Linked DNA regions of Mus musculus: region 2 is linked to region 1. A link is a loop called in an ENCODE intact Hi-C map of the cell type or tissue named here. Cell type or tissue: left cerebral cortex. All regions are shown on one strand.

What was found. A loop is a pair of places that touch in the nucleus more often than their neighbours do. Peaks named below come from ENCODE experiments on the same cell type or tissue, not always from the same donor. Only the 100,000 strongest peaks of a DNase experiment are listed, where the experiment ranks them.
Region 2: a loop joins it to region 1, with 8 times the contacts of the local background. A loop is called at or near these places in 13 of 42 quality-filtered maps.

What each region holds. Positions count from the first base shown.
Region 1 is chr3:106,900,313-106,908,312 of GRCm38, reverse strand. Gm27008 (a long non-coding RNA gene) reads left to right here. Exons shown (of 6, transcript XR_867553.3): 5 at 1,189-1,358; 6 at 4,383-5,072. Among named protein-coding and RNA genes, the nearest start is that of Gm35507, 25 kb to the right of the region's middle. In left cerebral cortex, a CTCF peak has its summit at 4,945 (motif pointing left); DNase peaks (open chromatin) are centred at 1,543, 3,514, 3,696, 4,930 and 1 more place.
Region 2 is chr3:107,186,772-107,194,771 of GRCm38, reverse strand. It overlaps Kcna10 (potassium voltage-gated channel, shaker-related subfamily, member 10), which reads right to left. Exons shown (of 2, transcript NM_001081140.1): 2 at 1-773. The coding sequence starts at 717. Among named protein-coding and RNA genes, the nearest start is that of Kcna10, 7.6 kb to the right of the region's middle. In left cerebral cortex, a CTCF peak has its summit at 6,331 (motif pointing right); DNase peaks (open chromatin) are centred at 6,322, 7,051, 7,534, 7,941 and 2 more places; H3K27ac peaks cover 497 bases.

The DNA.
Region 1 (8,000 bases):
CTTCTTCTTCTTCTTCTTCTTCTTCTTCTTCTTCTTCTCCTCCTCCTCCTCCTCCTCCTCCTCCTCCTCCTCCCCCTCCCTCCTCCCCCTCCCCTCTCCCCGTCCCTCTCCCTCTCCTCCTCCTTCCTCTCTGTCTCCTTCTCCCACTTCCCCCCTCCCCCTCCCCCTCCTCCTCCTCCTCCTTCTTCTTTTATTGGATATTTTCTTTATTTACATTTCAAATGTTATCCCCTTTCCCAGTGGTTTCCCTCCCTCCCGGAAACCCCCTATCACATTCTCCCTGCCCTGCTTCCTCCACCACCCATCCACTCCTATCTCCCTGCCCTCAATTCCCCTACACTGGGGCATCTATCAAGCCTTCACAGGACTAAGGACCTCTCCTTCCATTGATGCATGACGAGGCCATCCAATGCTACCTATGCAGCTGGAGCCATGTGTACTCCTTTGTTGATGGAATAATGCATGGGAGTTCTGGTGGAGGAGTCTGGTTGGTTGATATTGTTGTTCTTCCTATGGGGTTGCAAACCCCTTCAACTCCTTCAGTCTCTTCTCTAACTCCTCTATTAGGGACCTCAGGCTCAGTCTAATGGTTGGCTACTAACATCTGCCTCTGTATTTGTAAGGCTCTGGCAGGGCCTCTCAGGAGACAGCCATATCAGGTTCCTTACAGCATGCACTTCTTGGCATCCACAATAGTGTCTGGGTTTGGTAACTGTATATGGGATGAACACCCAGGTGGGGCAGTCTCTGGGATGGAGTACTACTCAGCTATTAAAAAAGGTGAATTCATGAAGTTTTTAGGCAAATAAATAGAACTAGAAAATATCATCCTGAGTGAGGTAACCCAATTGAAAAAGAAAACACATGGTATACCCTCACTGTTAAGTGGATACTAACCACAAAGCTCCAAATAACAAGGATACAATTCACAGACCACATGAAGTTCAAAAAGAAGGAAGACCAAATTGTGGATACTTTGGTCCTTCTTAGAAGGAGAACAAATACTCGCAGGAGCAAATATGGAGACATCTTCTCTTTCTAAGCAAATGGTTGCATCCTCCAAGATGCTTTTGTCAGAACCCAGAAGCAGTACCTGACCCCACTTTTTCCTTCACTTTCACCTCTCCACTTCTGAAGTCACCACTTACACAACATCCACAGATCTCTCTGTTCTGCCTTTTCTCTAAGCTGTTCCACACTCAAGCCCTACTTACCATCTTTTCCTGAACAACCCCGGGAGCCTCCTGTTTTCCGTTTCCAAACTTCAGCCAACTTGAAATCAATGGGCAGTGATGACTCCTTGGCTGTGCTTCAAGTTTAAAAGGATAAGACGTCAAAGCAATGACAGCAGGAAGAATGTAAGTTAGACTTAAAAACAACTTTTTGTCAAAATACTGACTTTGTACGTGTGTGGGATGGATATTGACTTGGAAGAAGCAGAAGGAAAACTTCTAGGCTGCTATAAGTATTCTATAACATGATGTAGGTGTTGGTTATTGTGGGTGTGCATATATATTCATATAAGTTATACCTCAATTTTGAAAAGATTAAAAAAAAAAAAGGAAAAGATGTTTTGCCAAGACTATAAAGACAGTTTGGCAGGATGTGAAGGGCTGCTGCAAATTGGCTTTCCTGGTTTTCTTTTAGAATAGGATAGAGTTCTAGCCTCCTAGGGCTTGCAGTGCCTTGAATTAAAGATATATAATGCGAATCACACTTGTTTTGCTCTGTTCTACCCATGGCTTTGCACTAGGTGCATCGTGATGAATATTTAATATGCCACTTAACATTTCATCATAGAAGAGTATTTAAAGGCATTATGAATAATTAATATTTTGGGTAGAAAACTGCTTGAGAATGTCCAGTCTGGACCACTCTCACTGTGGGACCAAATCATTATGAAATTCTTTGGGTGAAATGCTGTCATCTGCATGCCAAGCTTTTCCTGGATCTGCCCAAATGACTCAGTGTACATTAGCTTTAAAATAAGCTAATCCACATAGAGACTCTAGTGATAAAGAGTAACAATTCACAGCTGGGCAGTGGTGGCACTTGCCTTTAATTCTAGCACTTGGGAGGCAGAGGTAGGCGGATTTCTGAGTTCAAGGCCATCTTGGTCTACAAATTGAGTTTCTGGACAGCCAGGGCTATACAGAGAACCCTGTCTCGAAAACAAGCAAACAAACAAACAAACAAACAACAAAACAAACAAACAAACAAAAAACCCAAGAGTAACAATTTACACTTATGGAGTGACACAGTAACACATACTGTTTCCCAAAGAAGTGCAGGTGATGAATTTCTTTCTCATGTCGCAAGACAATGGGAGATCTTGATCAACTGTCTGGCACACAACGTGCAGGCACAACCTAGATGTATTGTCACCTTCTGGCAGGTGCATGTGTTTGCTGAATTGTTTGACATGGAATTGAAGGAGTTTTGAGTACTGTAGTTCAAGTATGGGGTCCAGAGCTACATTATTTGTGTTTAGTGACTGCAAGCTTCTTAGCCATAGGTAAGACAAGCATCAGTTGCATAGGGCTTTTTTCATAATTTTAAGTTTTAATTATTTTACATGTAATAAACAACCCTCAGCATATGATATGACTTCTATGACTAAAGAGACTGAATCATACTTCATACACACACACACACACACACACACACACACACACACACACATTTTTGTAAGAACTGATAAAAATTTCAGACCACAAGCCTGTGTTTTTTTTTCAATTTTTTATTAGGTATTTTATTCATTTACATTTTGAATGCTATCCCAAAAGTCCCCTATACCCTCCCCCCGCCCCGCTCCCCTACCCACCCACTCCCACTTCTTCGCCCTGGCATTCCCCTGTACTGGGCATATAAAGTTTGCAAGACCAAGGGGCCTTTCTTCCCAATGATGGCTGACTAGGCCATCTTCTGCTACATATGCAGCTAGAGACACAAACTCTGGGGGTACTGGTTAGTTCATATTGTTCCTCCCATAGGGTTTCAGACCCCTTAAGCTCCTTGAGTACTTTCTGTATCTCCTCCATTGGGGGCCCTGTGTTCCATCCAATAGATGATTGTAAGTACCCACTTCTGTATTTGCCAGGCACTGGCATAGCCTCACAAGAGACAGCTATATCAGGGTCCTTTCAGCAAAATCTTGCTGTAAGTCTATGTTTTAAACTACTACTAACCCTTTCCTTGAAAGCCTTACACCCTGGGTACATGCATGCTCCATATCAGGGAATCAGAGAAGGTAAACATGTCTTCTTTCTCTGAATCTTGGCGTCAGGATGCAGGCCTGGATGAGGGCCTGATGGTGGCATCGACAAATCTAAGTTCTAGCCTTGTCACCTCCTTTCACCTGTGCAGCCTGTGTAGGTCAGTCACTTCTTGGCTGCTAACTCTACAGTAAGGAATTAGACTAGAGGGCTCCAAAGAGCCTTCTGACTGAAACCTTGGCACTCCCCACCTGCAGCCCAAACAGCCTTCCCTACATCATTCCTCTGTTTTGTTAAGTGACTGTGATAGGAGACTGAGACTGATGAGCTACGGGTATGTGAAATGTCTGAAGGCATCTCAGATAACAAATGGAAAGGAGCAAATCTTTCTTTCAGGCTTGCCAGTATTGATTTCCTCCAAATGAAGGCTCAATGCACTGCTGAGATGGGAGGCAGTGTTAGTACACAATGTTCTTCCTCAGTCCACAGAGGGCAGATCTTCATAAAGCAGTCTGCTCCAGTTGTGTGTCTATTTAATTCTTTCTATGTGCTGCTTCCTATACCATAAGGAACCAATTAAACTCCAAAAAGGGAAAATGTATGCTTGTATCTGAGAATAGAGCAGTATCAGACGAATTTGACATTGTAATTTTCCATGACCTTGGAAGACAACCTTGGGATAGTTGATCCTGAGTCCTCATTCTTTATTCACACATCATCCTGATGCTTGAGAAAGAATCATTAGGAGTGTTGTAAACAGCTGTCGGATTACAAAACAGCTCTGCTGCTCAGTGGGTGACTGCATTCTATGAATAATTGTCACTTTCAAAGGTAAAAACTGAGATCCAGACCAGCTCAGTAACGTCTCCAGAGGAGACTGGCAGAGCAAGCACAAACTGGACCTTAAGTGCCAGACTTTTGTGTCTCTAACCAGAACTCTTTCCACTTAGCCCACCCAGAGACAGGTGGGCCCTTATATAATGTTTCCCTGAGTTGTGGCAGTGAAGCCAGAAAACTGTAGCATCTGGGGACTACTCTGGTCCTTTTCTATATATCCATAGGTAATCCTGCCAATTAAATTCCTATAACACATAAAGTGCAAAGAATTTTATCACTATTGTCTTTTACTTCAAACTCATCTCTGATCTTTGCTTCCGTGGTCAACAGATCTTTAAAGTTAAATTATGTTAATTTACGAATACAACAACTTCAGAAATTATACCACCTCATGTCAATCCACAAAGACTACTTAAATGCTCTGCAACCAACTTTGAAGGTCACCTTGAATTTGAGCTTCACGGAGGGTCTAGAATGTGATCATCTGACAGCAAGACAGGAAGAGCCCAGTCCTTTTAGTTTGATTTGCTTCACTTTCCCTTCTTTTGTATGACATGGATGCACTTAATATCCAGAGGTACTAATGTGTTTCCCTTGTCTGGGATGATGTTCAGTGATAGCCCAGCTGTTGTTCCTCCACATACTTTTACACTCTCCTGTCTCACTCCCTTTTCTCTTCAAGCAACAGAAATGCCTATACATTAGGGATAGAAATACCTGAATACATTCAGACATTTGGGGGACACTATCTGGGGTGGGCGCTTTCAGTAGAAACAATGTCTGAGAGTATAAACATGAATCTGTGATTCCGACACTCAACACAGGGAAACTTAACTGCATTCAGCTTCTGGAGACATTTCCCTGGATGTCTTTGCTGTTTTGATTTTTCTGTAGTGGTGCTCTGCCCTCTGGTGTTCAATGTGTAGAATTAAGTTCAACTTCACACTGATTTCAGAACTGTGCTCTCATTGAAGACCCAGAGATGAATCCACACACCTATGGTCACTTTATCTTTGACAAGGGAGCTAAAACCATCCAGTGGAAAAAAGACAGCATTTTCAACAAATGGTGCTGGCACAACTGGCAGTTATCATGTAGAAGAACGCGAATTGATCCATTTCTATCTCCTTGTACTAAGGTCAAATCTAAGTGGATTAAGGAACTCCACATAAAACCAGAGACACTGAAACTTATAGAGGAGAAAGTAGGGAAAAGACTCAAAGATATGGGTACAGGGGAAAAATTCCTGAATAGAACAGCAATGGCTTGTGCTGTAAGATCAAGAATCAATAAATGGAACCTCATAAAATTGCAAAGCTTCTGCAAAGCAAAAGACACCGTCAATAAGACAAAAAGACCACCAACAGATTGGGAAAGGATCTTTACCTATCCCAAATCGAATAGGGGACTAATATCCAATATATATAAAGAACTCAAGAAGGTGGACTCCAGAAAATCAAATAACCCCATTAAAAAATGGGGCTCAGAGCTGAACAAAGAATTCTCACCTGAGGAATACCGAATGGCAGAGAAGCACCTGAAAAAATGTTCAACATCCTTAATCATCAGGGAAATGCAAATCAAAACAACACTGAGATTCCACTTCACTCCAGTCAGAATGGCTAAGATCAAAAACTCAGGTGACAGCAGATGCTGGCGAGGATGTGGAGAAAGGGGAACACTCCTCCATTGTTGGTGGGATTGCAAGCTTGTACAACCACTCTGGAAATCAGTCTGGCGGTTCCTCAGAAAATTGGACATAGTACTACCGGAGGATCCCACAATACCTCTCCTGGGCATATATCCAGAAGATGTCCCAACCAAGCATGAAGAACACATGCTCCACATAGCAGCTTTGTTTATAATAGCCAGAAGCTGGAAAGAACCCAGATGCCCCTCAACAGAGGAATGGATACAGAAAATGTGGTACATCTACACAATGGAGTACTACTCAGCTATTAAAAAGAATGAATTTATGAAATTCCTAGCCAAATGGATGGACCTGGAGGGCATCATCCTGAGTGAGGTAACACATTCACAAAGGAACTCACACAATATGTACTCACTGATAAGTGGATATTAGCCCAGAAACTTAGGATACCCAAGATATAAGATACAATTTGCCAAACGCATGAAATTCAAGAAGAACAAAGACCAAAGTGTGGACACTTTACCCTTTCTTAGAAATGGGAACAAAACGCCCATGGAAGGAGTTACAGAGACAAAATTTGGAGCTGTGACGAAAGGATGGACCATCTAGTGATTGCCATATGCAGGGATCCATCCCATAATCAGCTTCCAAATTCTGACACCATTGCATACACTAGCAAGATTTTGCTGAAAGGACCCAGATATAGCTCTCTCTTGTGAGACTATGCCGGGGCCTAGCAAACACAGAAGTGGATGATCACAGTCAGTTATTGGATGGGTTACACGGCCCCTAATGGAGGAGCTAGAGAAATTACCTAAGGAGCTAAAGGGAACTGCAACCCTATAGGTGGAACAACATTATGAACTAACCAGTACCCCGGAGCTCTTGACTCTAGCTGCATATGTATCAGAAGATGGCCTAGTCGGCCATCACTGCAAAGAGAGGCCCATTGGACTTGCAAACTTTATATGCCGCAGTACAGGGGAACGCCAGGGCCAAAAAGGGGGAGTGGGTGGGTAGGGGATTGGGGGGGGTGAGTATGGGGGACCTTTGGGATAGCATTGAAAATGTAAACGAGGAAAATACCTAATAATAAAAAAAAATAGGAAGATTGTTTCCCGGGCTCCTTTACAACAGGGAAAAGAGATGGAGTATGGCACCGGATGGAAAAGAAACACTGGACCAGGTCCCTGGACATACAGAATCAGTCCCCCCTCACTCCCACGGTACCCAAGAGTTTGAAGTAAGGAGGGATATTCCCTCTTGTAGTGTCAGTGTGGCCATTTTGTACCTCTCCTTTCTCCCTTGGTCCCCTAGACAGATTTTCCTGTGTCTTGTTGGACTAGTTAAGACTGTCAAGACAAGAACGAGTAGATTGCAAGAACACAATAATTAGTCATGTCTTTGTGGGGAGAATACGTAAATCTAGTAAGGTTATTTCATCCTTTTGACTCATAAAGTTAATAATAATCACAATTTCTATAATTAGAGAGATTTGTTGAAGGACAAAACATTTCAATTAGGCAGAATAAATTGTGGTGAGAATTTTTAACAAGAGCAGACTATACACTTGAAAACCATGAGAGTAAATTTTAAGTGTTCTCGGTACAGAAGGCTAAGAATGTGCAGTAATACATTTGTAATAGCTAGATTTAGCCATTCTGTATGGTTAAGCTGCCATGCTATACACCACAAATACATATACGATTTACTTGTCAACAACAAAAAGTCATGCACACACAAATTTATTTACAGTGGTTTGTCTGGGCAAGAACATTCTTGTTTTCTGTGATCTATCTTTTTTTAAATTATTTATTTAGTTTTTATTACTTTTAGTTTTTTTTTATAGTCCAGTCATTGCCCCCACTCCCAGTCCACCCTCCAATAGTTCCTTATTCCATTTCTCCTCCCCTGTGTCTCCAAGAGAATGTCCCCACCCCAGCCAGGCCTCTCCACTCACTGGGGCCTCAAGTCTCTCAAAGGTTAGGCACGTCTTCTCCCACTGAAGCCAGGCCAGGCAGTCTTCTGCTATATATGTGTTGAGGGCCCCACACCAGCTTCTGCATGCTGCCTAGTTGGTGGCTCAGTGTCTGAGAGATCTCAGGGGTCCACGTTAATTGAGACTGCTAGTCTTCCAATGGGCTTGCACTTCTCCTCAGCTTCTTACAGCATTTCCCTACTTCAACCACAGGGGTCCTTGATTTCAGGGTGTAAGTATCTGTCTCAGCCAGCTGCTTGTTGGGCCTCTCAGAGGACAGCCATGCTAGTATCCTGTCTATAAGCATACCATAGGGTCA
Region 2 (8,000 bases), 290 kb before region 1:
TGGGAGTGTCTCCAGGCAGAAGATGGTGATGGAGATGACTACAACCAAAACCGAGACCACAGCCACTCCTCGAGCTGCACTGGAGCTCTCGGGGTACTCAAAGAGAAGCCAGAATTGCCGGTGAAAGTCATTGGTGGGCAGCAGTGTCTCAGGGTCCTTAATGAAGCCTTCATCCTCCCGGAACTGGTCCATGGCCTCGCTACCCAGTTCATAGAAGGAGATCTCATCAGCGAAAACATCGATAGGCACGTTGGCTGGCCGCCGTATTTTCCCACCAGACTGGTAATAATATAAGATTCCATCAAAACTAGGTCTGTTTCTATCAAAGAAATACTCATTTCTCATGGAGTCAAAAAATTGCATCCTTTTCTCCCGGTCTCCCAGGAGTGTCTCTGGGAATTGATTAAGTGTTCTGAGCTGAGTCTCGAATCTCAGACCAGCAATGTTGATGATCACCCTTTGGTTTCCCTCATTCAAGACCACTGGCTCAGGTCCCGGGGGATCCACATACTCTCCTGGGATCTTGGAGAAGGCAGTTTCATGGTTGGTGTTGTCACTGATAAGGACTCTCCAATTGGAAAAGGGACTGCTACCAGGGCGGCCTTTTGAGCTGGTTGGGTCAAAGTCTGTGGCATAGCCTGGCTCTTCATGGATTTCATCCGAGTTATCAAAATTGACCAGAGCAACCTCCATTTCTTTCCAGCTACACACATCCATTCTAGGGAGTCAGGAGAACAGCATGAAGACCCCCAGTCTTTGCTACCCACTGGACGCTGTGAAGAAGAAGGAATTCATTATATGGGAGTCAAGGTAGGATTCAGCTGGCTCTTGACTGTTGAGGCAAGGTATAGCAGTGGATTAAGCAATGATTTAGCAATAGCTTGGGGAGGAATGCTGTGGTGTTTCCAGCAGCAATCATTCCTTGGCACTGTTTTGCTCCTCTGAGTTTGTACACACCATCTACTAGTTTAAAATAAAGTATGAGGAATGATCCTAGTGATGAGGGGCAAACTGTCTCCAGAGTAGGAAGACCTAGAAACACAGGGGCTTAAAGGTGGTCTCCAAAAGGAGAAAGTTAATGCTCCTTGATAATGAAAGTATAGTTGTAATCATGTGATGTCCGTCAGTTTATCCAGCATGTTCCCACACCCATTGCCACTCTTAACTCCTCTTTTCTGCATCCAACAGTCAAGTCATTTTCTTAAAACCCTCTCGTTTACATCTTTGACACCCAGCCAAAGCTCTGCTCTGTTCTGTCAAGTTGTGAGGTCTGGGATGGCGTTCAGGAAGACTAAAAAGACAGAGGCAGGGTGGCTGATCTACAATGTCTTCTTCAAGACTGGAGCCCCTTATCTGGAAGGAGATCTTTGAGGGTAGAGTTAGTGTGATACATGTGTGAAATGCTTGGCAGAGAGAGGATTGTATCTATTGCTGTGTTTGCCAGTGTTTCCACATCACAGAAAATTTAGAAGACACTAGCCAGTGGAAGTTTTGAGCTCTAAATCAAAGTGAATAATTTTCAGTGAAACTCCCTCTCTCTAGCATCCATCCCTCCCTCCTTCTCTCCCTCCCTCCCTCCCTCCCTCCCTCCTTCCCTCCCTCCCTCCCTCCCTTCCTCCCTCCCTCCTTCCCTCCTTCTTTCCCTCCTTCTCTCCCTATACCATCTCTGTGTGTAGGGGGCATTTGGGGTAGGCTTAGGACCAAAGCTTGGATATGAATGAACATAGATGAACACTCTCCAGGTTCCTGCCAGCTTCTGTTTCTATTGAAGAACACTAGCCAGGCAGGCTAGAGTGAGTGTGGAGGCAGAGGTAAGTGACCTAACCTGAGGTGGTATCTGTAGTGACCATGGCATTGGAATAGTTACATCACAGGGGCCAGGGAGCCCTGCTGTGTACAGCATTGTAGTCTCTTCAAAGTGATTTCACATTCCCTTATCTCACTGGTTGGCAATAGTTAGAAGACAGCTGTATTGTATTGTATGGGCAAGTGACTTCCAACAACTCTATAGCTAGTGCTGCAGAGTTCTGTGAGCTCTGTTGTAGTCTCTTGGCCCAGAACCATCTCTACTACACCACAGGGGACTGAGGGGTGGGGAGCCAGGCTTATAGAATCTTGGGATCTCAGCTCTTTGGAGGCTTGCCCTGTTCTGCTTCGCAATCCATGTACGTGAATGAGGTGGTTAGGTCAGAATCCTGAACACTTTCTCTGCCTCTTGGGCATCTGTGGCCTTTGCTGCCTTCCAGATTTCAGTGAGCGACTCCTTCTATATAGACTGCGGAAGATATACTCACGTGGGCACCTTGCATGAGGCTTGGCAAGGAGCAAGTGGTTGGAACATAGGTCAGAACTGTGTGTAAGATTTTTGAGAACAGAACCAGTTGACAGCAGCTCAAATCCTAGGTCTACACAGGTGACCCTAAAGTGTTAGCTGTGTGGCTGAAAGTGACCTGGCTTGGAGCTTTGTTTCGCTACTTAGGGGTTGAATATTTTTGAATAAACTACTGGATTTTATAACTCTTAGTTTTCTGGTATATGAAATGGGTAAGAAGAATAGTAATTCCCATCTGAAAGACTATACTGAGGGGCTGGGAGGAGCCTTAGTGGGTAAGAGAGTTTGCTATGCGAGTATGAAGAGATTCATTTGGATCGCTGGTACCCATGTGAAAACTGGTGTGTCACAATCTCATCTAATTTCAGTTCTCTCTCCCTCCCCCTCTCCATCCCTTCCATGTGTGTGTGTGTGTTGAGGTAAGAAGCTTGTGTGCTTGCTAAGACTTTCTGGCTAGCCAGTCCAGCTGAAAAAGCAGTGAGTGCCAAGTTCAGTGGAGATCCTGTCTCAAGGGAATAAGGAAGAGACAGAGAAAGCAGGACACTAGCTGTCCTTCTCTGCCCTCTGGGAATAGGACAGGTGCACCTGAACTCATGTGTACAAACTTGAATCCCAAAAGAAAAGGTAGAGAGAGAGAGAGAAGAGAGAGAGAGAGAGAGAGAGAGAGAGAGAGAGAGAGAGAGAGAGAGAGAGAGAGAGAGAGATTATATTGAGAATTACATGGGATGTAACTTTCTAAATTGTAAGTCATCTTTTCTTTAAATGTGGGTAACTGCCCTTCACCCTCCCTACCTCCCTTCCTCATCATTACAGCAAACTCAAGGGTAGAAATGGGGTCCATGTGAGGAAATGCAGGAATCTTAACTCCATACCCTTTCCATCTGCTCTGCCTGACCCACCACTAAGCTGTCCCACTTCTAGGTTACGTTGCCTCTTTGTCATCTTCCCTGCTCATGTGGAGATGGTCTATAACCTGCCACAGAACCTATGCTGGCCAGTCCAGCTTTATCTGCCTTTGTGTGCCCTGGCCTGCTGCACTGACTACTCTTCAGCTCTCCGTGTGGAGGGACACTATCCACGGGCTCAGCCTCAGTACCTACAACCTCTTCAAGTGTCCAGAGTACAGGCAATGCCTAGCAGGGCATTCCTTGTGTTTTTTGCATGTTCCTGAAGGACAGGGTTTATCTTGAATCACTCTCTGTACCAGTGTCCAGTCTGAGGTGGCAGGTAGGAGGAGGGTGGAGGGTTTGAGAAACAGCATCATTTTAAGCAGTGCACCCACACTGAGTGGTTATTTGGTAAATATTCTTTACAAGGTTGGTTAATAAAAACAGGAAAGAGTAATTGCATGTTCCTGAGGGTAGGGGCCATGTCTAGTTTTACAAACTCAGCCCACCCCAAGTGCTCAGTTAATGTCTGGGGATGGAATGATGGAGTGGTAAGGATGAGTGGCAGGCAGCATGCTGGGCTCTGAGCCAGGACTATTGTCTACACTAACTGCTTGCAGTGTCTCATCAAGCCTCCGTGTTGTCATCTATAATAAGAAAATAGGCTGAGTCAAAGGAGCCAGATAGGAACATATAGAATAACTTCATGAATACAAAACCTCAGAAATGCTAATCTAGAGCAGCAGAAAGCTGATCAGCAGTGGCCTGGGAGAGAGGGCAGGAAGACGGGAGGAATCACCAAGTGGGCACCAGTAATGGTCTTACAGGTGTATACGCATATCAGAAAGCACCAGGCTGCATGCTTTAGATCTAGTGTGCATCACAGTATGCCACTGCATCCTTCAGGATAAAAGGAGAGCAAGCAAACAAAGATCAGAGTGCTTGCTTTGCCACTGTTCTGCAAGATCTGGGTAAGGACCAAGGGAAATGACATGGGAGGGTGCTTTGCAGGCTGCCACGGGCTGCGTGTGTGACCTTGCATGGAACTCACATGGTGCCCAGATCCGAGACAGCTCACATTGTAAGGGATCAGCAGATGCTCTTTAAAAATAATTTTTTTGAGAAGTTCACTTACAAGTACAGATACGTTACTTGTATCTCCCAATTCATCTTGTGTCTCCACTTTCCCAAGTTCATGATCTCTTCTATATTCATTATACGTTGTAGACATAATCTATATGATCCACAGAGTCTGTTCAGTGTTGCTCATATGTACTTAGGGTTGTTCACTTGATACTGAATATTCCATTACGGGGATTATGCTCAGAGAAAATGGATTCTCCGCTTCTCAGATCAGAATCCATTGTTTGACTGCCTGTAGCTCTTCATGGAGAGGCAGGGCCTTGTGATGTCCCACGATGACATGTTGACTGGTGTGGTATACATGCAGCTCTTGTTTAGGTTATCATATTGTGGAAATTCTGTCAACTCTGTCGTGTCTAGAAGACACGACTATCTTGCTAGTTGGCTAGGATCAGCAGATATTTATTAGCAAGAGGGAATGCAACCTGTGACCTGGGCTCACTGTGGTTTCTGGATCTATAGAGGAGGGCTGCCCCTGTGAGGACCAGTTTTTGTTTTTGTTTTGTTTTTTGTTTTTGTTTTTGTTTTGTGTGTGTGTGTGTGTGTGTGTGTGTGTGTGTGTCACCCTAGCAGAGAAAAGTCTGAAACCTGAAACGTTAATGCAGCCTCTGGCCATAGAAGCTACCTCCCACCCCAGCCCCCTGCCTCATGCTACTTTGTTTCAATGGTCATTTCTAGAAACTAAGGTTGAATTTCATTCTTTCCCTGGATACACAGCCTGTGGTATCATTCTCTGGGTTGGAAAGGGCCCCCAGTGAGGATGGAGCCGAGGACATTTGGAGCAGCTTCCATTGTTATGTTTGCTGGTGTGACTTCTAATAACAGCCATGACTCTTATGTGTCGGACCTTCCAAAGCCTCGAAGAATTGCTCTGACTCCAAGCAGAGCTTTTACCCATGGCTGAAGGGATCACAATGTCTGACTCCTCTCACAATCTGTATTCTTGTCCGGTACAGTGCTGGCTGCACCAGTGTGCAGATGGACCTTGTTCCCCATGGCACACTTAATCCTCCTTCTCGGCTGCCGTGTGTGCAGGCCACTCTTCTAACCTTGCCTGGAGGGAAAGCTGTCCTGGAGGGTGCCAGGTGGAGATACTTCTGTCCTCTTGAGAGCTGTCTAGAGGTTGTCTATACCTTTCAGTGCTATTGGTTCGTGTTTTTCCTCCAGAGGGTGGCTATGTTTGTATCCTGTAGCATCTAGCACTGGGGAACAGTCTAGCCGCCCACTGTCCTAGGGTGTCTCAAATACACTAGGACTTACTTGTCATCTTACTGCTCTTCCCCAGAGCCAGACAGACTTGTTGTATGGCCTGAGGCACTTCATAGATACTGAGAAGTGCTTCTAACCCATTTCCACTGCCTTTGCACAGATCACAATGTTCCCAGCTTCACCGCTACTCTATAGCATGTCTGGACTTTTGGTCCATACATAGATGTTGATGAGTCTTTGTGGTGTGGGTGGTCTCTGCCATAATCAAACCTGGAACTTTCTGTGCACTTCACTATAGGCTTCTAACCATTATGCAGATGTCGGTGGCTGGTGCTGGTGCTGCAGGTCTAACTTTGCAAGGTCACTGAGCTGTACTAAGCAGAAAGGATCTGGAGCCCATTCCTTGGCCTCTCTACACAGGTTGTCTTTGGTTGCCTAGCAACCTAACACCTCCTCCATAGTCAAGTAAGGTAGCAGCTGTCAGAGAGTCTGATAATGACTACAAGAAGTCATCTGCAAAGACAACTGTGTATACTGTGCCTCTAGGCCCCAGGTCTCCGAGACAGGGAGCACACGGGTATCTGTCACTGGCAAGGTCAGATGTTTCAGGGCTGTCAGTTGATGGAGGAGACCAGACCAGGGAGTTCTCAAGCAGGGCTAGAGTGGAATCGTGTTTTCATTGCCTTGTGGGGCTCTGAGTGGAGGATTGCCAGAAAAGGAGATGGAAGACTGACTGTGGCGCTGCTCTGTCTGGACAGGAGAGGGCGATCTTGTCTTGCTGGAAGCAATTTCTGGCCTCTCTTATGCTCCCTTCATCTTTGAGTTCCCTCTTTTACTCTATGGCTAGCTAGCTGCAAGACTTGGTGGTCTTCTCCAGGCTAGCTCTCAAGGCCATCACTTTCATCTCTCTTCAGCAAAACACTGTCACATTGAGTGGCTGTGGGTACAGGCTCTGGGGGCAGAGACAGGGGCCAGCTCTCAGTTTCTGTGTGGCTCTTCATCCTACGTTGTCTGTCCATCTGCTACCTGTGTGACTAAGGACAAGTTGGTAGGGCTTTTGACTTAAGGTGCCTCAGACTTATGGTGACATCCTTGCTTTCTGCCTCAAGAGTTGCTGGAGAGGCACTTATGCCACACAGAAGCACCTCCCATGTGGGTGCTGATAGTGTCAGGGTGAGATGGGTCCTTTTTCCTTGCCCTCTCTTGGTACTGAGTTCTACACTTACTGGTGCAGTAGCAGGGCTCTCTCAGAGGCTGCCTGAGATGCATATGATGCTCAGTGAGTGGAAGGCCAGCAGAGGCGGACTTCTGTGGCCTGATCTCTTGTGCTCTGATAAGACTATCTCCTCCTATCCTGGCACAATGGGTGAGGTGATTGCTCACCTCAGATTAACAATGCATACCAAATCCATAAGGGGTTTGAGCCTGGCAGTTTCCACTGTCATTGGCAGGGATCCTTATCTTCATTTAACCCAGAGAGACACTGAGTCCAGGAAGGTATATGACTAGTCCATGCTAGGAAGCTGTGACTGACACATGGGTGTTCTAATTCCAAACTCAACACTCTTCCTATTATCCTCTAATTCCACAATAGCGAACCCACATGCGTGATGCTCACGTGAGTTCATTCAATTTGTCTGGAAACTGTGACACACACACACACACACACACACACACACACACACACACACACTAGAGGCATGCAGAACAACATATGCCCACACATAGACACATGTGTGCCTTCTTGTACAAATACTCATAGACATATGTATATTACACACATAATTACCAAGACATCCGAGCACATATGCAGATACATAGGGACAGACTCCTGCAACACCACCCACACTGCACAGATGTTTCTATTCCAGGGGTGTCTGGCCCCTTTCTCCAACTTAATCTTTTTGCCTCTTGGAACAGGAGCATGTTCTGTTGCTTGCAGCAATAGAAGGCAGAGAGGACTGGAGGGGGCTCAGATGGCTGGTCACATGGATCTCTTCCTTGTTAGAGTGTCGATGGGCACAGCGTGGGCAGTGTGTCTCTCTCCCTGTGAGGACTGCTCAAGGACAAAGCTATCTTCTGAAAGAGATGGAAAGATGCAGGCAAGAGCTCTTTCATTTAAACCCTGAGTAACAGCAACAATGCCGAAAAGAATGAGCCCAGGATAATTCATTCTGGTAGCAATGTGAGGCTTACAGTTCAGCTGCTATTATCAGTGGGGACCAGAACCTACTGATCTTGGGGAAAATAATTTTACTTTGTAAGTCAGCTAGGAAAAAGGTCTCTTGGATTCTTTTCCCTGGACCTCTTAGGTTTGTGCATTAAGGGCCCCTGTTGCCTCCCTATTTGCCTGGGAGAGAAGGGTGCATCTGTCTCTATGGTGACAGGTTTCTAGACGCCAGGGAAAATATGAGGAAGCCTTGGGTTTG